2 separate regions of the Mus musculus genome follow, and region 2 is linked to region 1. Evidence: chromatin loops called from intact Hi-C (ENCODE). Cell type or tissue: heart. All regions are shown on one strand. Links, peaks and the distances in the headings refer to the core of each region. The heading gives the core; the rest is flanking DNA.

Region 1 (9,554 bases), core at 2,743-5,242:
GTACAGAACATTTTAAAACAAATGTAAGATGCATAAATGAGAATATGATACTAGGAATAATGCCAGGAAAGCTGCCTCAGAAAAGATGTTTCTCTGGATGTATCCGAACTTAACCACTCCCCCACGTGTATTCTCGTTACCCTCTATTCACATGAAGGGAAATGAACTGCTTTCCATTTTGATTCATTTTGCTCTTCCAATTAGGCAGATTTTTGCCTAATCTTGTAGGCACAGACTTCGATGACACTATTACCTTTGAAAAATACTAAGTTGATGGCCAGGAGAAGGGAAGGACAAAGCAGTATAACTTGCTCGTTGGACTGACCAGATCCCACGGCCAGTAGCTCGCTCAGGGTTTCCTCCATAGTATTGAACTTATGATCCTTAGGTTACAAGATACCAGTAATGCACTTGAGACATCTGATAACAATTCAGATGTAATTGTCATAGCAAGACAGTTGTAGACATAAGCACTCCTAGGTCTTAGATAACAAAAACCATCAGCTCTCAACAACTTTTACATTTTACAAGACCTTCCTTGAATGGTTGAATCAATTACCTAGCAAATAAAGTATGAAGTGTCAGCTCTCGTAGTTTTTCCAATGGAGATGTCAATAAAAGTAAATGGGATTTTATGGATAAAGATGCCCCCCCCCCGCATGTATCTAGAAACAAATCACCAAGTCAGTTAGAGAATTGTGTGGCCTCTTCATTTCAGAGTCCACTGGCATATCATATTATATCCTTATAGTATATATCTCAAATATTACATCATGAAAGACTCACTCATAAGCATACGAAATAGATTTATGATAACCACTTCCCTATAAATGCATCATGAAGTACAGGTATTGTGAAAATATGAAAATTATAGGCCCTGCAATGTACTAATACAATTTCTGTTTAGTGATAGATTAAGAAAAATATGGTTGAATAATTACTACCCAAGGTTGGGGAAATATAACCATATTTCACCAAGGTATAATACCTAGCAATTAGCCACTTGGAGCAAAGGATTGTTTGCTTTATAACTTCTGGCACATTTTTGTTTGTTTGTTTTTGGTTTTGTTTCGGGGGGCTTTTTGAGGGAAGGGGTGAGGGGGTGGCCTGAAAGAGCCCAAGTTTGCTGATGACCTGGTAAGTGTGTGGCTATATTCTTTGGGCCCCCACAAGATCTTAACACAGCTTCTGATTTCTCACATCTCACAGTTACTTTTGCTTACACATAAGCTAACGTTTTATCCTGGGCCTGGGTGGATGTCTATGCACAGTTTAAGGACTGCGATATGAAGATATCTATTACTCTCCACAATCAGCTAAAATCCTAAGAAAACCGGGTTGTTTCTTAGTTGTTAGTGACAAAGGAATTGTTTTAGGAGCCTAAAGGACTTTCTGGTGATAGTCAATTATCTAAAGTGGGAGAGAGGCAAGTGCTCAATAAATGTCCATTGACAAGAGTGGGGTAAAAAAAAAAAAAAGAAGACAAAGTCTTGACGTCAGTGGCTGAAAAAATAATTATGAAGTTTCCAGGGACGGACAGGAAGGAAGGAAGAGCTAGGAACATAGTCAGGCCATGCAAGGGTGTAGCTTCAGCTGGACATGGCCCTGCATGCCCTTAATCCAGGTTCGTGGGAGGGGAAGCCAGAAGATCTAAGAAGCAGAGGTCTGCATCAGCCATCTTGAGTCCAGTCGGGCTATATGACATGCTGGGTTAAGAATCAAAACCAAACAAAAGATCGTAGCAATAAGGGGAGGGAATTAAGAAGTCCCCTAATTCAGCACACATCTGTGGTCACCTGTAGACATCAGCGCACTGCTTCCTGAACCCCAGCTTGCGTTTCCAGAGACTGCTGTGTTTAGATGACCCTTAGGTAATTTTCCTGTAGTGAATTTTAAATTGCCTCACCATTTTTAAATGTGAGGCATCCTCACAATGCTATCTACCAGAGCAGAGTCCAACTCACTCTTAGAGCCTCTCAAACTCCCACTCACAGCCCAGGCACTTGGAGATTCTATTGCCACCGGTCTATGTAGAGGAACCCATTTGCACGTTTCTCACATGCTCCCGAAGGAGACTGAGAACCACACTTTGAAGGTCCAGATGGCACATGTGTAAAACTGATAGAAACTAGAGTCCTTTACTGGGAACGTTTAAAACTCATCATTACATCATGAGAGGCATTCATAGATTCAATTTAAAAAAAAAAAGTCATTAAGGTCAAATATGGAATGAGTATTTCTGATTCATTAACTTTAAATTAGGGATGTGTCTTGTAATGTTCAATTGGGTCCGTGATTCTTATGAATTGAAAAGGAAGCAAGGAAAAGATCTGGCTGAGGCTGTACCGGAAGTGATCACTGCTGGTGTGAGAAGTGATCCAGGCACCTTGGCAGAGGAAGGGCCTAAAGCCAAGACTTCAGGCAGCTCGTGAATCTGAGAAGGGAGGAGTCGGTAGGGCCTTGTTAACACCTCAGTTTCGAGCCAGTCAGAGCCATGGTAATTATAGCAGATACAATAAAGGATTAAAAGTGAATTTGCTTTCTTTTTACATTTGTGACAACGTGTATCAGAAACATTACAAGAGGAGTGTGTGCTCTCTGTAGTCCAGAAACCCCTTTGGTTTGCCTCTTTTGTTTCCAGCATGCTACTCTTTCTTGGTTCCATCTTTTACTTCACATTCTCCTCCTTTGGCTCCACTGCATAATCTCCAGGGTTTGCTTTCCCCCAATTACACACCCCAGTTAGGCATATTGGTTTTATTATTATTATTATTAAAGATTTTGAGTTGAGAATCCCTTTCCTAGCCCCTAAATATGTAATCAAAGTTGTTATATTGAAAAGGATTATTGCAGTTACGTGTTTAGGTAGTGGCAAGTTATCCAAAGTCACCTAGACTGTTGCACCTCATGAAGTATCAGCCTCAGTCAGAATATTATTACAGCCATGTAGACAGAGAATATACCCGTATATGGCATGTAACTGCACATAGTGTGGAACACTTTCTAGCATCCCATGGCATGTTACCCATATGTATCCAGTTAGGCATATCGTTCAATACACTTTTTTCAAGCGTTACCATTACTGGCAACCATCACTCTGTGACAGTGACCTCCAATGCTAAGAAAGCAAATGCCTGCAAAGCAGGAGTTACGCACCCTTGTAAGTTCCTTCACACATATAATCTGATTCATGGAAATGGAGGCAGAGAATGCATGTGCGAAGGGGACCTAGTTAGGAAGTTGAAAAGTCAGAGTTTGAGTCCAGATCACCATGCATCGAAGTCTGGGTGCTGAACCTCCACTTGCATTTAGCACTGAGGTATGTGGCTGCAAGTGTGGGTTTGATGGGTAACAGCACTTTCTGATTCTGAAAATACAGTAAGCCACCTTGGATCCAGTTGAATGCAGCCCCCCTAGAAATGTCCAAATCAGTGACAGTATCCACTCTGGGCAGGCAGATAACATGAGCAAAGAGGGTGAGCAATGTTGAGGGGCTGATCGACCCAGCTGCTGAGAAAAAAGCTCGTGGGAAAGAAGTGTTTCAAGCCATACTGTAAAGGGAGGTTGACAGAGTATGTGGAATGTGAACACAATTCAACAAACAGGTTTTGCTCTTAAGCCTTTCACTAATGGGGTTTCCAATACTGTTTTCTCTAAGAAAATTGATAGGGTTTGGGGATTTGGGGGTTTTTTTAGCGTTTTTGTTTTATTATTTTTTATAACACCAAAATTTCGAAGAATATCAGTCATTAGGCAGTAATGACCTGTCAGGCCTCTTGCACACGGTCTTCCGATACCTTACCACTAGATGGCACTAGAACCAAAAATCAGCATTCCTAAAAGCGTCATTGTTCTTATTGTAGGATACATATGCATATATGTGTATATATGTATACACACACACATATATGTATACACATATGTGCATATATGTGTCTGTGCATATATGCATAGATGTATGTATATAGATATAAACACATATATTCTTGTCAGCTGCTGATCGCTGATTTTTCTGGGATATTTTTCCTTTCTTTAACAATTTCCAGCTTACGAAGTGCATGCAATGTTGTAAGGAAAAGCTTTGAGAACTCTTAAGGAGCAGGGAATTCTGTAGAGAACACTGACCACCACCTGCAAGTTGATACATCTGAATTTATTTGACCCCGATGACTCCAATAAAAGGGGGACACTCTTCTAATTCACAAAACAGGGAGGCTTCTCAGGCGAGTGATTAAATTACCTCCTTAACACTTAACTCTGGTTAGAATGTGGAACGGGGAAGCTTGAACCAAATGATTGCCTAATTCCTCAGCAAAGTAATGTGAGCGTCTACAGCGTTGCCCTCCTTCCTTCCCCAAACCTTTGTTTTCCCTGTTTTTCCTACAGAAGACCTTCCTCTGAATATGTCTTAATTCATAATTTAACTACTCTTTTCTTAACGTCACTGTTCTTTGTCTTTGACAACGGGAAGAATGCAAGTTCACAATTTGTTGGAAAATTGGTGTTCTAATAAATCTACCCAGAAAATCATCCCTGGGCCCTGGTAAATGTCTAGCGACACAAGCGTCCATCAATCAAGATTCCTTTGTTAAATGTCTGAGACAGAACAAAGCTTCCAGAGGCCTCCCTCCAACTGCAGGTAAGAGGCAAATGGACGGGTCCTCCCGCTAAATCCTTCCAACCTGAGGAAATCTGAGGAGGAAAGCAGTCAATCAGCGTGTCACAAAAGGACCATTGTTTAAACACAAATAAACCTGTGTTTAAATACCATAGTTCCAATTTCCTCAATAATGAAGGAAAGAGAAAAGACATGTGTACTCTCCTTACTTGTATTTATTTGGAATTTTTTGTGTTTCCCTTTCTTCGAACCTGCCACTTTTCAAACAGGCAACAGGAAATGGAGGTTAATAGAATGACAGGCTTATAGATCCAGATAAATAATTAATGGCCCGGAGTAATTAGCTGGAAGATGTTTAATCATTAATTTGTGTGAGTCATCAAAAGCAGTGGAGCCTATCCACAAAAATATCGTACTAATGAGAAGTAGATATATTTTGTCAAGATGGAAATTAATATATGATGAGAATAAGTACTTTGAAAAATTAAAATGTGGGACAAATTTATTTGACCCACTTTCACTGGCTAAGGAAAAACTTGGTCTGCCTTTTACCTAATGAAATGAAACCTGTATAAATTCCGTGAATGTCTGCATTAGCAGGATGTAAACCTGGGTAGGAAAATAAAGCAGTTGGCTAGTTGTGTCTTTCTTTAAGGAAATCTTGGAGGAAAAATAAATTGTAAGAACTGAAATACGTCATTATTGAGGTATCTGAGGGACAAGCTTGATTCTTTAGAGGATTTAAGATAGAGAGCAAAGTCCTTTAACATCATGCTAACTTACAATGTACTGGGTGCGTCTATGTGCTGTTTTCAATACAAATTTATTGCGGGTCCTAAATTATGCTTTCACGGGAAGGTTTGTCTTTAAACTTTTAGGTCGGAATTGTCCCGATCTTTTCACACTGAATCAATCAGGTTTAAAGCTGGCCAAATCTTTGGCAGCCTTGTAAATCTTTCAAAAGATGTTATCCAATTACCCTTCACGGGCCACAGGATCCTACGCCATGACCGGTTCCTTCTCCGGGAGGAATTAAGTGCTCATGAGGGGTTAGAAAGCAATGGAGCTGAAAGGCGAGGCTCTGTCCTTTGCCTCAGCCCCACGTGCTGTAGCTGTGCCATCTCCAGCCTCCAACCGTCATAAGGTTGCCACAGAAAATCTGACCTAAACAGTGGCCCTCACATCGTCAAGGTCTCTGTTGTCTTAAATCAGATAAAAGGGGAACGCAGTGCACTAGAATGATTTCTGTAAAGTCTCAGCATGAAGATGTGTCCCAAACGGGACCCACCAGTGGTGCCGGAGGCCTTGCTCTTTGTGGTTCTCCAAAACGCAGAACCAGAATTTTAGGCAAGTCCAGAAATGCACAGGAGACTGAAATGGGGGGTGGGGGGGGGGGGGATAAATGTTCTTTCTCAGTCCAGATTTTGATCTAAAAAAATGATTTTTATTTTTTCCATTTAAAAACACATATTAATCTCTGGTACTTCCTCCTCTTCCAGCATCAAATACAAATAAACGGCTGAGGACCCGTTCAGTTTCTATAAAAGTCTGTTTCCTGCCACTTGGTTTCAAGGGGAAAGATTGTCTTGGGCAGAATCGTTTTCAAGTAATTTTTCAAGGCCAACTGTGAACATGTGTAGAAGGGTTCTTTCACAGAAGTTAGAAAGCACTGCTGGCCCCTCTAATGTAAAATGTGAAGCAGAGGTTATGGGATTCCAGTTGCACCTTTGACCTCGTGGCCTCTGGAGTCAGTCACTCATTGTGATCTTTAACCTTTGGCAAATCATGACCCTCTCTGTTTCCCTCGATTTTTTTTTTTTCTTTTTTACTACCTACAACAAAAGGAACCCCAGCAGAAGTCACGTAAATGTTTGAAGTATTTTGTTTGCTGATTCTCAAGCCCAGAAAAAGGAAACTTTTAAACAACAGAAAAGAGAAATCATTCAGGGGGACCTTTCAGGCTTTGGTCTTTTAAGGTCCATCCAGTAGATTGCAGGGAGTCTCGGCACTGCAGGGTAAGCACTTGACCACATGTGTCAAAACATTTTACTTTCTTCGATTTAAAATGTGTTGTAGCAAGAGGTAGGAAAGTTGGAAGTTTTTTTTTTCTTTTTAATCGCACTTTCAACACTTTACACCCCTGCCATTACCCCCCCCCCGCCCCCGCAAGCAGCAATCAATGTGTCCCAGCTGCGAGCCCACCAGCCCTCCATCAAACCAGGGGCTGGGCTGATTGTCTCCACGGAAATGCAGTGATCTTATCAGCGGTGAGTCAAAGGTGAATCTGTGCAAACACTGAAGTAAAGCAGAGTGCTGGGCCAGCTCCCTTCCAGACAGGGGAGGCAGCCAACTCCAGCAGTAAACAAGCTGGAAACCCTGAGTCCCCAGGAATGAATCAGATTTAATTCTAAGTCCTAAGTCTCATTTAGTCTTGTCTCCTTAGCACCCGCTGCTGGTTGGTGACAAGCAATTGAATTTTAAGTGCTCACCTTCTTTTATTAAGTTGACTTCCTCTTTGGTGATTTCATATGCATGTCCTATGTATTTAGATCAAATTCACTCCCCCCTCCCCAGTTCCATTTTCCCTACAGTCCCATACCAACCTCATGGCCTCCTCTTCTTAAAAAGGAGCTTATCTTCTTAAAACACAATTTAGACCTCTGTCATCTGCTATCAGTCCTCAGATCTCACACTGAAAAGAAAAAAATGAAAACTGACACTTGGCACAAGTAAGGCCTCAGACAGACAGACACAAAGACAGGCAGACACATACATAATACATAACATACAATAAAACTATTTTTTTAGACAAATGATAGGATTAAAAAGAAACACATTATTAAATGTCTAGGTCTAGAGAGACAGAGAGGGGAGGGGAGGGGTGGGGAAGAGGAAGGGGGGGAAGGAAGGGGAGGGGGAGGGATGGAAGAGAAGGGAGGAGAGAGAGGGAAAAGGAAGGAGGAGGAAGGAGTGGAGAGGAAGTAATGAGAGGGGGAGGAGAGGAGAGGAGAGGAGAGGAGAGGAGAGGAGAGGAGAGGAGAGGAGAGGAGAGGAGAGGAGAGGAGAGGAGAGGAGAGGAAAGGAGGGGAGAGGAGAGGAGAGGAGAGGAGAGGAGAGGAGAGGAGAGGAGAGGAGAGGAGAGGAGAGGAGAGGAGGGGAGGGGAGGGGAGGGGAGAGGAGAGGAGAGGAGAGGAGAGATTAACCAAAGTGTAGAGTCTGGGGTTGCTGAGGAAGGAGGACTAAGAGTTTACCTCAAAGAACAACACAGGCTGGCCTGACCACGCAGTGCTCCCAGAGACTAGACCACCAATGAAGGAGTGTACCTGGAGAGATCCATAGCTCCAGATACATGTGTAGCAGAGAATGGTCTTGTCTGACAGCAAGGGAGGGAAGGCCCTTGGTCCCCGGGAGGTTTGATCCCCCAGCATCGGGGGATGCTGGAGCGGTGGGGTGGGAGAGGGTGGGTGGGTGGAGGAGCACCCTCATACAGGCAAAGGGGGGGAAGTAGGGCAGATGTGGGAAGGAGAGTTGGTGTAGGGGTAACCAGGAAGTGGGATATCATTTGAGATGTAAACGAATGGAATGATTAATAAAAATAAAATAAAATAGGAAAAAAAAAAGAGTTTACCTCAGCCAAATCTACTGAGTAAGACCCTTCCTCACAATAATACATCTTACATATGCATACATTCATACGTCTTACATACACACATACATACCAGGATTACAGCAGAGACTAAAGTAAGTACCTTTTCAGCAGGATGAGCATAGCTAGACTCTTTTGAATCATAATAATCGAAAGCTTGTCCGCTTAAGTAATATCTGCCTGGTTACTTGTTACCCAGAGAGCATGAAGATGTTTATATATTCAAAAGTGGTTGTACAAGTTTGCACTCCCACCTGCAATGAGAAAGTGCTCCCGTGCTCCACATCCCCCTGCAATGAATGAAGAAGTGCTCCCCGTGCTCCATGTCCTCCCAGCATGTGCTCTCACTTGAATTTTTGATCTTAGCCATTGTGACAGATATAAGATGGAATCACAGAGTTGTTTTGATGCTTGAATCTCACTTGAAAGGGGAAATAGATAAAATAGATATTGGAGGTGGATGGGGGAGGGAACAGGGGAGAAGAGGGGTGGAGAAAAGAACTGGGGTGAGGATAGGTGTGGGGAAGTGGGCCAGGAGAAGGTGGAGAAAGGGATTGGAAATTGTATCTGTAGGAGGATCCACAGACCTAGAACAGGGGTGGCTCCTATGAGGAGTCTATGAGGGTGCCCCTAGCTGATACTCCCAGGAACCAGACATTTGGAGACTGAAGTAGACACCTTCTGTAGCCAAGTGGGACTTCTAAGTAGAGTGAGAGGGACACCAACCCAACCATAAAACTTTTAACATAAAGTTTGTCCTGCCTACTAGCTACGTGAAGGAATAGATAGAGCAGAGATTGATGTAATGGCCAACCAATGCCTGGCCCAACATGAGACTCATCCTATGAGAAAAAACCAACCCCTGACACAATTAATGATATTCTGCTATACTTGCAAACAGGAGTCTAGCATACCTGCCTTCTGAGAGGCTTCATCCAGTAGCTGATAGAAACAGATGCAGAGACCCACAGCGAAACATCAGGCAGAGGTCATGGAGTCTTGTGGAAGTGTAGGAAGAAAGATAAAGGGAGCAAGAGGGGCCAAGAACACCACAATAAGACTTACAGAGCCAACTAACCTGGGTCCATAAGGGCTCAAAGAGACTGAACCACTAAACAAAGAGCATGCATGGAATAGACCTAGGCCCCCTACATTTATGTAGCCAATGTGCAGCTTGGTCTCCGTGTAGGTCCCATAATACTGGGAGCAGAGTCTGTCTCTGACTCTGCTGCTTCCCTTTGGATCCATTTCTTCTAGCTGGGCTGCCTTACCTGGCCTCAGTGTCAAAGG
Region 2 (9,554 bases), core at 2,555-5,054, 59 kb after region 1:
GTAGTCAGAAGACAATCTTCATCCTCTCAACAGGTTTCAAGAATACAAAAATCACTATGCCACGTAGATAAACTTGAACTCAGTCCGTCTATCTGCGTGGATATATTTGGAAGACTCTTATAGGTGATGTATTTAGCTCAAGATTTCTCTTTCCCATATTACATTTGCAAACTGTGTATATATTCAAAACAATCGCAAGTAGGTCTGAACTGGCACTGGCAGCTAGAAAAAAAAATAGACGAAGCTTCTAGACTGCTTAGTGGAAACTGTGATAGATATTTTGACACTGAGGTTCAGAAAGTAGATTCCCTCTCCTGCACAAGCTAATCACAGGGTGGTTGGCTCTCCTACAGTGTCAGGCTAATGCATTACCCGGCTTTCAAACTAAAGACACTAGAATTCCCTTCTGAGTTTCCTTCATAGAAAGGATATCCATACTACATTGGTTCCTAGGCAAAAAACAATGCTGCCTGAGCTGATAATCTTGTAGCCTGTGCAGGCTAGTGACAGAACTGTAAACACTAATGGGCCTTGTACACAGCAGCACAGCCTACACGTCCAAACACTCTGCAGAGGAGTTTCTTTTTTTTTTTTTTTTTTCATCTTTAGTGTCAACCACAAACACGGGGCGGGAAAGTGGGAGTCACTGACAGCTTTAGTGAAAGCTTATGAAAAATGTTATGGATTATAAGAAGAAAGGAGCAGCAGGGAGACTGGGGATGGTACTTTCATTTCTAGCCTTTAAAGTTAAAATGTTCTAAGGGATGTTCATAGTTCTTCATTATAAAGGTTAAGTTGGATACGTTTGAGTGAAATATTTGATTCCATTAATAGGCATTAGAATACCATGTTGTTCTATTAGATATTGTGGCTGGATAACCTTGATGAAAGCAATGAAGGTCAAGTTTAAATATCAAAGTGCATGTTATCTCTTGAGAAATTAAAAGACACGTGACATTAAGTCAAGTTTAGAACCCCTAAAATCTCAGCTTCTCAATGACAAAAATTATCTTATACTTAATAATTATTAGATGATGTAGCAAAAAGAGTACAAGGTACAGATACATATATTCAATTATCACTATAGCTATTAATATATACATATATATGCACACATATGTACATGCATGTAACATTAGATAGTAAGTCTGATTAAGGAAATCCTGTGGGAGACTTACTTTGATTGTTTGTCTTGGATCCAATATCATTTTTCTTTTTCTTTTATTATTACTCTTTTTTTACAGTCCAGTCATTATCCCCCTCCCAGTCCATTATCTTTACTGACATCACCAAGGAAAATCTTTCAAGTCTTACACTTACAGTTAAAAAAAAAATCTATAAACTCATTGACAAGAATTCCTTAAAATATTATACAAATAAGAAAAACATCAGAGAAAATAATTGGATTGACTTAGCAACGACATTCAATGTTTGTAGTCCATTCATCTATGCATGGATACTCAACTTCTTATGTATGTGAGTACATTGCTGCTCTCTTCAGAGACGCCAGAAGAGGGCATCAGATCCTGTTACAGATGGTTGTGAGCCACCATGTGGTTGCTGGGAATTGAACTCAGGATCTCTGGAAGAACAGTCAGTGCTCTTAACTGCTGAGCCATCTCTCCAACCTAACACTTGGCTTCTTAATTTAATTATTTGATGTATAAGTTAGTTAACTGATCAAATAAATCCAAAAATATTCATCTGTAGTTGAAAGTTACTTTCAGTTTTATGCCGACAATCTGTCTTAGTCAGTGTTCCTCGGCTGTGAAGAGATGCCATGACCACAATAACTCTTATAAAGGAAAGCATTTAATTGGGGCTTGCTGAAAGTTTCAGATATTTAGTCCGTTATCATCACAGCAAGGACCATGGTGATACATAGCCAAGTGTGTGCTGAAGAAGCAGCTGAAAGCTCGTCCAGATCTTAGGCAGCAAGGAGATCTTGAGACTAGTTTGAGCTTTTGAAATTTCAAACCCCACCCTCAGTGACACACTTCCTCCAGCAAGGCTACACCTTTTAATCTTTTCTATTTGTGTGACTCCATGAGCGTTTAAATATATGGACCTATGTGACTGCATTCTTACTCAAGCCACTCCAAGAGCTTAATAGGAAGATCAATGAACTGAAAATGAAATAAAGCAAAGCACATGGTGTGCATGCAGCTTTAACAGTTTAGTCATGTTTTTTTTAATCACTCATATCATGAAAATATGTCTTCCCCACAAACGATTGATGACAGAGAGCTATTAGTCATGTACAATGACAAGACAAGAATCTGAGGCCCGGGTCTTCTCTTCTTCATTCAGTGTCCTGTGCTCAGCATCTTCTGAGTCTCTCATTGTGTTCCTACACCATTGTCCATAGGGACTGGATTCCTGTGGCGTTAGGGCCAAGAGTCCTCAAGTGTTATCCACAACGTCTTAAAAGTTTGCATTTCACTGTCCAAGTCTTTGTCTACCGCAGTAAATGATCTTCCTAATTTTCTCCAAAGTGCTCTTCTGTAAGCCAGCCAAGGATTACTCACGCCCTGGAAAACGCCTTCTCTCCTCAGCTTCCTGTCTCTCTTAGAGGACTCGCCTGGCACCTCTTGGTACTGCCACATCTGTGTCCTGAGCTCTATTCAGTTGCAGGAGTGGAAGGAATCTGATCCCATAGTATTTCTGTTTGCAAAAGTCACCTCTGAGTCGATCCCTTGATGAAATGAATTCCCCATTGTGTATCTGCAAGTAAGTTGCAAAGCAAGGTTTAGCTCTGCACAAAATCAGCCCTCCTGGCAATGGTGATGGCTGCCTGGCGCCCTCACATTTGTGAAGCTGCCTCCTGACATTCGTGCTGGGAAGTAGAAGCACCCTGAGGAATGGTATTACAGTACTCCATGTTACCCTCTCTACTCTTTCTACCCTTTCTACCTTAAATAGGGACACTCATAAAGTGTCAGCCACTGTTCTGAGCATTTTGCATAGAATACCTCATTTAACTTATGGAAGTAACATCAAAAGAGAGGAATTATGATGGTGGCAACTTTGTAGGTGAAGAAACATGGAGTAGGTCTCCCCTGGGCATACTCTATGAGTGACAGATTTTTCAGTGCACTACTCCAGTTCCAATGGACTATCAACCTGTACTTAAATCGCCATGATAAATGCCTCTTAATATTGGCCACTCTCTAGCTTAGCTTTTAAATAGTAACTTTTGACATATATATGCTTATAGCCACAAGAAAAGAAAATCTAAAATGTACCACAGAAATAGTATAGATACATTATCAATAACTGACTGAAAATAATTTTTCTTAAAGCTTTTTCTCTAAAATGACAATGAGCACATGATACATATCATAGATTGGAATTTCACCATGTTATCTGCTTTCTCTGGGAAGAAACAGAAAATGCAGGACAACTAACTATGTCATGAAATATTCATAGGAGAATTATGAGTGCTTTTAGAAGTCTTCTCATTTTCTAAACACGAGCCAGCTTCGAATGTGTTGATGAACACTGCCATCTAATGCCCAGTGGGGAAATCTAGCCTTGGTTCAGGCTTTGAGTGTGTCCTGTTGCAGTCTCCAGCATTGCTGACAGACATGGAAGCGCACACCACACCACCCCCAGAGATCCTGTGACTTCATGAGCTCTTTGGAAGCAAGCTTTAGAAACAATGGGAGACAGACCTGTGCTTTAACATCACGGTCCAGCTTCAGGGAGTGCCGATTGTAGAATAAGGAGCTGTGGCAAATCATAAAAATCAATGTCATTACAACATTTCACTACGTATAAGACAAACATCATTAAGTAATTATAACAAAACCTAATTGGCAAAATCGATTTTGATTCTGTTTTCTAAAACCCTTTTCATGTAACTTAGTGGGTTTTTTTTCAGTCCTTGCTTCTTTTTGAAGAGTGTATTGATAAAGTGTGTCTTCCCATGGCTTTTGAAATACATAAAAACAAAACTCAAACAACAATGGACTCACCAATGTAAAAACAAACATGGGCAGGTGCCTGATGAGCGGAGAAAGCTAGGTCTGTGTTTGTATCCACACACATTGTTAATGGAGTTTTATCACTCCAGATGACTTCTCAATACTCACTACTCAAATGAAGTTTATTTCCTGGTCTGAGAACACAGGGTGACTCTGGAACAACAAATTTGGGCTCAAATGGAAAGATGGAAAGGAAACATTCAAATTTGTATGTCTAAAGTAGAGAGCTAAAGATAAAAGGACTATTCCTTCCAAACTGAGGAAATGCCTCAGTGGGTTAGGTTCTTGCCAAGAATCAGAAGGACCAAACCCCAGTTCCCTTGAACCCTCGTCAGTGCCCAGGGGTCTTTGTGGCCTGCTTGTAATCCCAGGGCTCACTATACAGAGACAAGGCATTCCCAGGCCTCCATGGCTAGCTAGACTAGCTGAACTGGCAAGCAGAAAGTTCAAGTGAGAGATTCTACTTCAATCTTTAAGGCAGAGAGCAACTAAGGATGACAGCTGATAAAAACCACTGGCCTCCACACACATATGCACACAAATCCACACATGGGGAAACATACTCGTGCATGCATCCCACATACATACATACATACATACATACATACATACATACATCCCCCACACATGCAAAGAATATTCTGGTGGATTTTGCATGTTATTCACATTTTAAATACTATAAATATGTGAATACTATAGCATTTCATAATATTCAAATTTTAAGATCTTACTTTTAATTATTGTTAAGACAAACATTTAAATATATATGTATATATTAATATACATACATTTATATCCTCATAAGCTGTGTTTTTTACAGAATAAGTGCCTTTTATCCAAAATATATGACACCAAGAGTATTTTAGAATTCATATTTTTAAAATCTCAGATTATTTGGATAAACATATCTTGGGGTACGACCCAAATCTAAAACAATCTTATACATATATAGATACACATATATGTGTATATGTGTATGTGTGTATGTGTGCATGTGTGCATGTGTGTATGTGTGTATATGTATATATTACATATGTACATATGTACATATATTTATATATATATGTATGTGTGTGTGGGTGTGTTTACATGTATATGTATATATGTGTGATATGTATTCCAATGATATATGTGATATATATGTGTATATATATAATTGGTGCATATATATGATATATATATTTAGAGATAGATAATCAATGGATCACAAAGACAATTTTATATCATATTTTAAAATTATTTCATGTATAAAACAAAGTTTCATGGCAAAATTTTCTGCTTGATGCCCTCATACTGGCACCCACAAAGTTTTGAATTTAAAAGTCGAAGGGATTTGGATGTTTGAATTCTTGTGGTACTATTGTCACTTTAAGAATTATATCTTCAGGAGCCTGATATAGCTGTCTCCTGCAAGGCTCTGTGAGTGCCTGGCAACTACAGATGTGGATGCTCACAGTCATCCATTGGACAGAGTACAAGGTCCCCAATGAAGGAGCCAGAGAAATACCCAGGGAGCTGAAGGGGATTGAAGCCCCATAGAAGGAACATCAATATGAACTAACCAGTACCCCCAGAGCTCCTTGGAACTATAACAACAACAAAACACATGGTGGAACTTGAGGCTCTAGCTGCATATGTAGCAGAGGATGGCCTAGTTGGACATCAATGGGAGGAGAGGCCCTTGGTCCTGTGAAGGCTCTATGCCTCAGTATAGGGGAATGCCAGGACCAGGAATGGGAGTGGGTGGGTTGAGGAGCAAGGGGAGGGGGGAGGGGATAGGGGATTTTCGGAGGGAAACTAGGAAAGGGAATAACATTTGAAATGTAAATAAAGAAATTATCTATTAAAAAAATTGAAAATTAAAAAAGGAATGATATCTTCATTGTGTTCAACACAGTTAAGCAAATCTTATATGCAATGACACAGAAGTAACATGTATTTTATAACTAGCAGATCTCAACTCATGGTAAAACTCATTGCATTTCTCATCTTCCTCGAAGCGAGACTTTTCATGTGGCCCCTCCCAGAGTCCCTGCAGCATCCTGAAGGACCATTTGTGTAGTGCACAAGAAGGGGGTTCAGGGTCAGAACAAAGGAGTTCCAGGTGGGTGACAGGAGGTGAGGTGGCCAGTGTTTATTTACCTGCCTTCCTCTTTGCCCTTGGTTTGGGTCCCTCGATATCCTGTAAGACTTACAAAAGTCTTGGTTACAATTCATTAAGGTGCAAAAACAACTTAGCAGCAGATCTGAGTCAAAATAAAAGCTAATTCCATCCTACAGTATTTGTACCAGTATCTAAAAACGAAAGAAAGAAAGAAAGAGAGAGAGAGAGAGAGAGAGAGAGAGAGAGAGAGAGAGAGAAAGAAAGAAAGAAAGAAAGAAAGAAAGAAAGAAAGAAAGAAAGAAAGAAAGAAAGAAAGAAAGAAAGAAAGAAAGAGAAATAAACAGGACAAGATAGTAACTAGGAAATTTCAAGGCACTTTTTTTAAAAAAAGGAATTATTTTTTCACCATGTTCCTGAAATCTGATTTTAAAATCTACTGCCAAATTCGTAACCAAGTAGCTATTCTCAGAATGGAAAGTAGCTTGAGTCCATTCAGTGTTCAAATCAATTTCGGGTTGGCACAGCCCAGATAACTCACTAGGATGTTTCCAGTTGAGCACAAAGCAACTGCAATCACTTGACCTGACATTAATTAAGACAATGTTGTGAGGAGCAATTTAGCTTCCTAGTTGCAAGACCAAAATTCTTGAAGATTTAATCGTCTGGTATGAAGTACTTCTAAGTATTTTCAGCAACTCCATGTGGAATTCTTAAGATGCAGAACTAATGTTATTAGAATAATGTCTATGAATTAAGGCTGGGAACTGGGCAGGCATTCATCCTAACAGAAATAAGCAACAACGGGTAAACTAAAATACTGTATTAGCAGGATACTTGTTACGTGTGAACTAAACCCTCTCACTTGTATCTATACAGGAAGTATAATGTAAAAGGAATAAAACAACTGTACTGGAATCTGTTTAAATGAGCACAATAGTAGTTACCAGGGAAAAATGATTTTGATTGTATCATTAAGTTTAAAGCATTCACTTTAGGCACTGCACACAACCCTCAAGTGGGCCTTTTATCACAAGCTTAATGGGAGGAGGATAAAAAAGAAAGAAGATGCAAGCTAGTGGTTTTAGGTTCTATAGCTCTCTGTGCTGTGTGATTAGATTAGTGAAAATACACACTCAGAGTAGGGAAAACAGTATTGCATTCCCCCAAACTGTCACACATGTAATCTATAAAGGTCAATTAAAACGAGGACAGGAAAAATCTATTGATCTCATGAAGAGGTTCACTTCAATAAATTTCATTAAATACTTTAAAAAGTAATGTGGAAGCACACAGAACGGGGGCGATGTGGGGATTGTTCTGATTTGTGAATTCCCTTGTCCATCAGATTCTAGAAAGAGCAATACTTGGCAAAGACGGAAGCTGACATCTAGGTAAGCTGGAAAGGCCTGTTGCTCAGAATCCCAAAGCTTGAGCTGAAACGGGCTTTGGGGTTTGGTGTAACTGTTTATGGCTTAGCACAATTGCCTCTTGTAATTCTGAGTATATCCTAAGGAAAAGAAGTACTCACTCAATAGTTAAGGCTGACCATTTTGCATAGTGGTCGTTAGCTCTCACTGTACTATTTCTGTGTTCTACTGGCCTCCCCGTTGACAATCAGTTGCTAGCCACAGAAATGCCCACCTGCTTCTCAGTCTTGCATTTTTAAGAAAGATTTGTTAATTTTTGTTCTCTGTGTAGAGTGTTCACTTGCTTGTACGTATATGTTCCACGGGTATGTCAGGTGCCCATAAAGTCTAGAAGAGGGCCTTGGATCCCCTGGAACTGGAGATACAACCGAGTTGTGAGTCACACTGTGGGTGCTGAGAAGCAAACCAGGTCCTCTGAAAGAGCATCGAGTGCCCTTAGCCTATGAGCCGCTCTTCAGTCCCTCAATTTGTAAACGATGGTTTCCATTTCTTATGACAACTATTCCCTTCCTTAATTATTTTTATTCAATTTTGGTTTGAGCTGAGCTGGCCTACTAACCAAGCTACAGCCCCAGCTCTACCTTAGCTACTCAATAAATGTATTATTTTTGAATAACTTGGATATGCCAATGAATTAGAACTGAAATCTATGGTGGTATACTTCCATAAAACATGTAAGTGAATAGACTGAGCTGTGAAAATAATGTGAGAAATGTGTAAAAATAACAGATATCAGCTGTGTATAGATCTGAATTTTGGGGAAAAATGGCTCTTGTATGACTTTGGCTGTATGCATTTCCTTAATATGTAGAAGAATTCTGTTAATATTTCAAGGACTAATAGTCAATAGCCAAGTTGCTCTTATAAAGTAACTATATACTATAAATTCCATGGTAGTGCTAAATACTGATCACGAATATTGTCAGGCATCCTAGGCTCTGCTCTGTTTTGTTCTACCTAGCTGTATGATTTGTTCATAGCTCATCTGCCTATGTCTCAGCCCTCTAATAGCAGAAGAGTATAGATGTAGAGCTAAGGTCTATCAGCAGTATGACAGGAACCCATTATGGTGAAACCCAAATGGCTGTGCATTATTAGTTTAGCTTCTTTTACCATGAGGTAAAGTCTGTTTCTTCATTCTTTGAGACAGTCTGTGACTTCCACAGTCTAACACAATGTGGCAGATGTGGTCGTGTGCCTGGTCCAAGCACAGTCTTAAGAGGTCTTGCACAGCTAATCCCAAGAAGCAAGCAAGCCTGAAAAAACTTTATGGATCAAGATCAACAAACATTCTCTCTGTAGATTAAGGTGGCAAATATATAAGCTTTGGAGTTGATACTGTCTCTGTTAGAACTAAGCCTGAGACAAACATATACACAAAGGCACTCTAATAATATTTTATTTTCAAATGGGTAAATAAGAAGGCTCAGCAGATAAAGGTGCCTACTGCTAAGCCTCATGACCTTAGTTCAATCCCCGGTAGACAGAGAGAATTGACTCTGGAAAATAGTCCTCTAACTTACATGCAATAGCATGCACACACAGGTGCACATGCACATACACGCATACACACAAATCCATAAACAATAGTTCTTTTTAAAGCACCAGACTGTTGAATGAGCTCTGTTTAGAACAGATGAAATTTCCAGAGAGGTGTAGAACTGGCTAACTGAGTCTCACCCCATGGACAACCAAAAAAAGCCAAACTGAAAGAAATCGTCCTCTGAGGCCTCTTGGTGATTTGCTCTGCTTCAAGCCAGAAATGATGAATGATACCGTGCATTCCAGCCTTCGCTACCAACAGACGTGCCCTTTTCTCCAGGCACTGTGATGGTCCTGGGGGTGCAGGACAGTTCCCCTTGTCCAAGAAATTACCTGACGTAGGAGACTGTCATCTCTTGAGAGGCTGGCCCACAGTTAATCATCCTAATGAGACCAGCTCTGTGATAGAACTGAGCTCATGGGGTCCCTGCAGGAGCCAGTTTCCTTCTAAAATCTGTCTCACCTTGGTGACTTTCCCCCACAAGACTACCTCTC

The links. A loop is a pair of places that touch in the nucleus more often than their neighbours do. Peaks named below come from ENCODE experiments on the same cell type or tissue, not always from the same donor. Only the 100,000 strongest peaks of a DNase experiment are listed, where the experiment ranks them.
Region 2: a loop joins it to region 1, with 13 times the contacts of the local background. A loop is called at or near these places in 12 of 42 quality-filtered maps.

Annotation. Positions count from the first base shown.
Region 1 is chr14:114,850,990-114,860,543 of GRCm38, forward strand. 4930524C18Rik (RIKEN cDNA 4930524C18 gene) reads left to right here. Exons shown (of 6, transcript NR_045661.1): 4 at 4,047-4,639; 5 at 6,463-6,633. Among named protein-coding and RNA genes, the nearest start is that of Gm31003, 9.5 kb to the right of the region's middle. In heart, for the core only: a CTCF peak has its summit at 3,802 (motif pointing right); no DNase peak of the experiment used is centred there; H3K27ac peaks cover 128 bases.
Region 2 is chr14:114,909,909-114,919,462 of GRCm38, forward strand. No RefSeq gene overlaps it. Among named protein-coding and RNA genes, the nearest start is that of 1700100I10Rik, 31 kb to the right of the region's middle. In heart, for the core only: a CTCF peak has its summit at 3,512 (motif pointing left); no DNase peak of the experiment used is centred there; H3K27ac peaks cover 332 bases.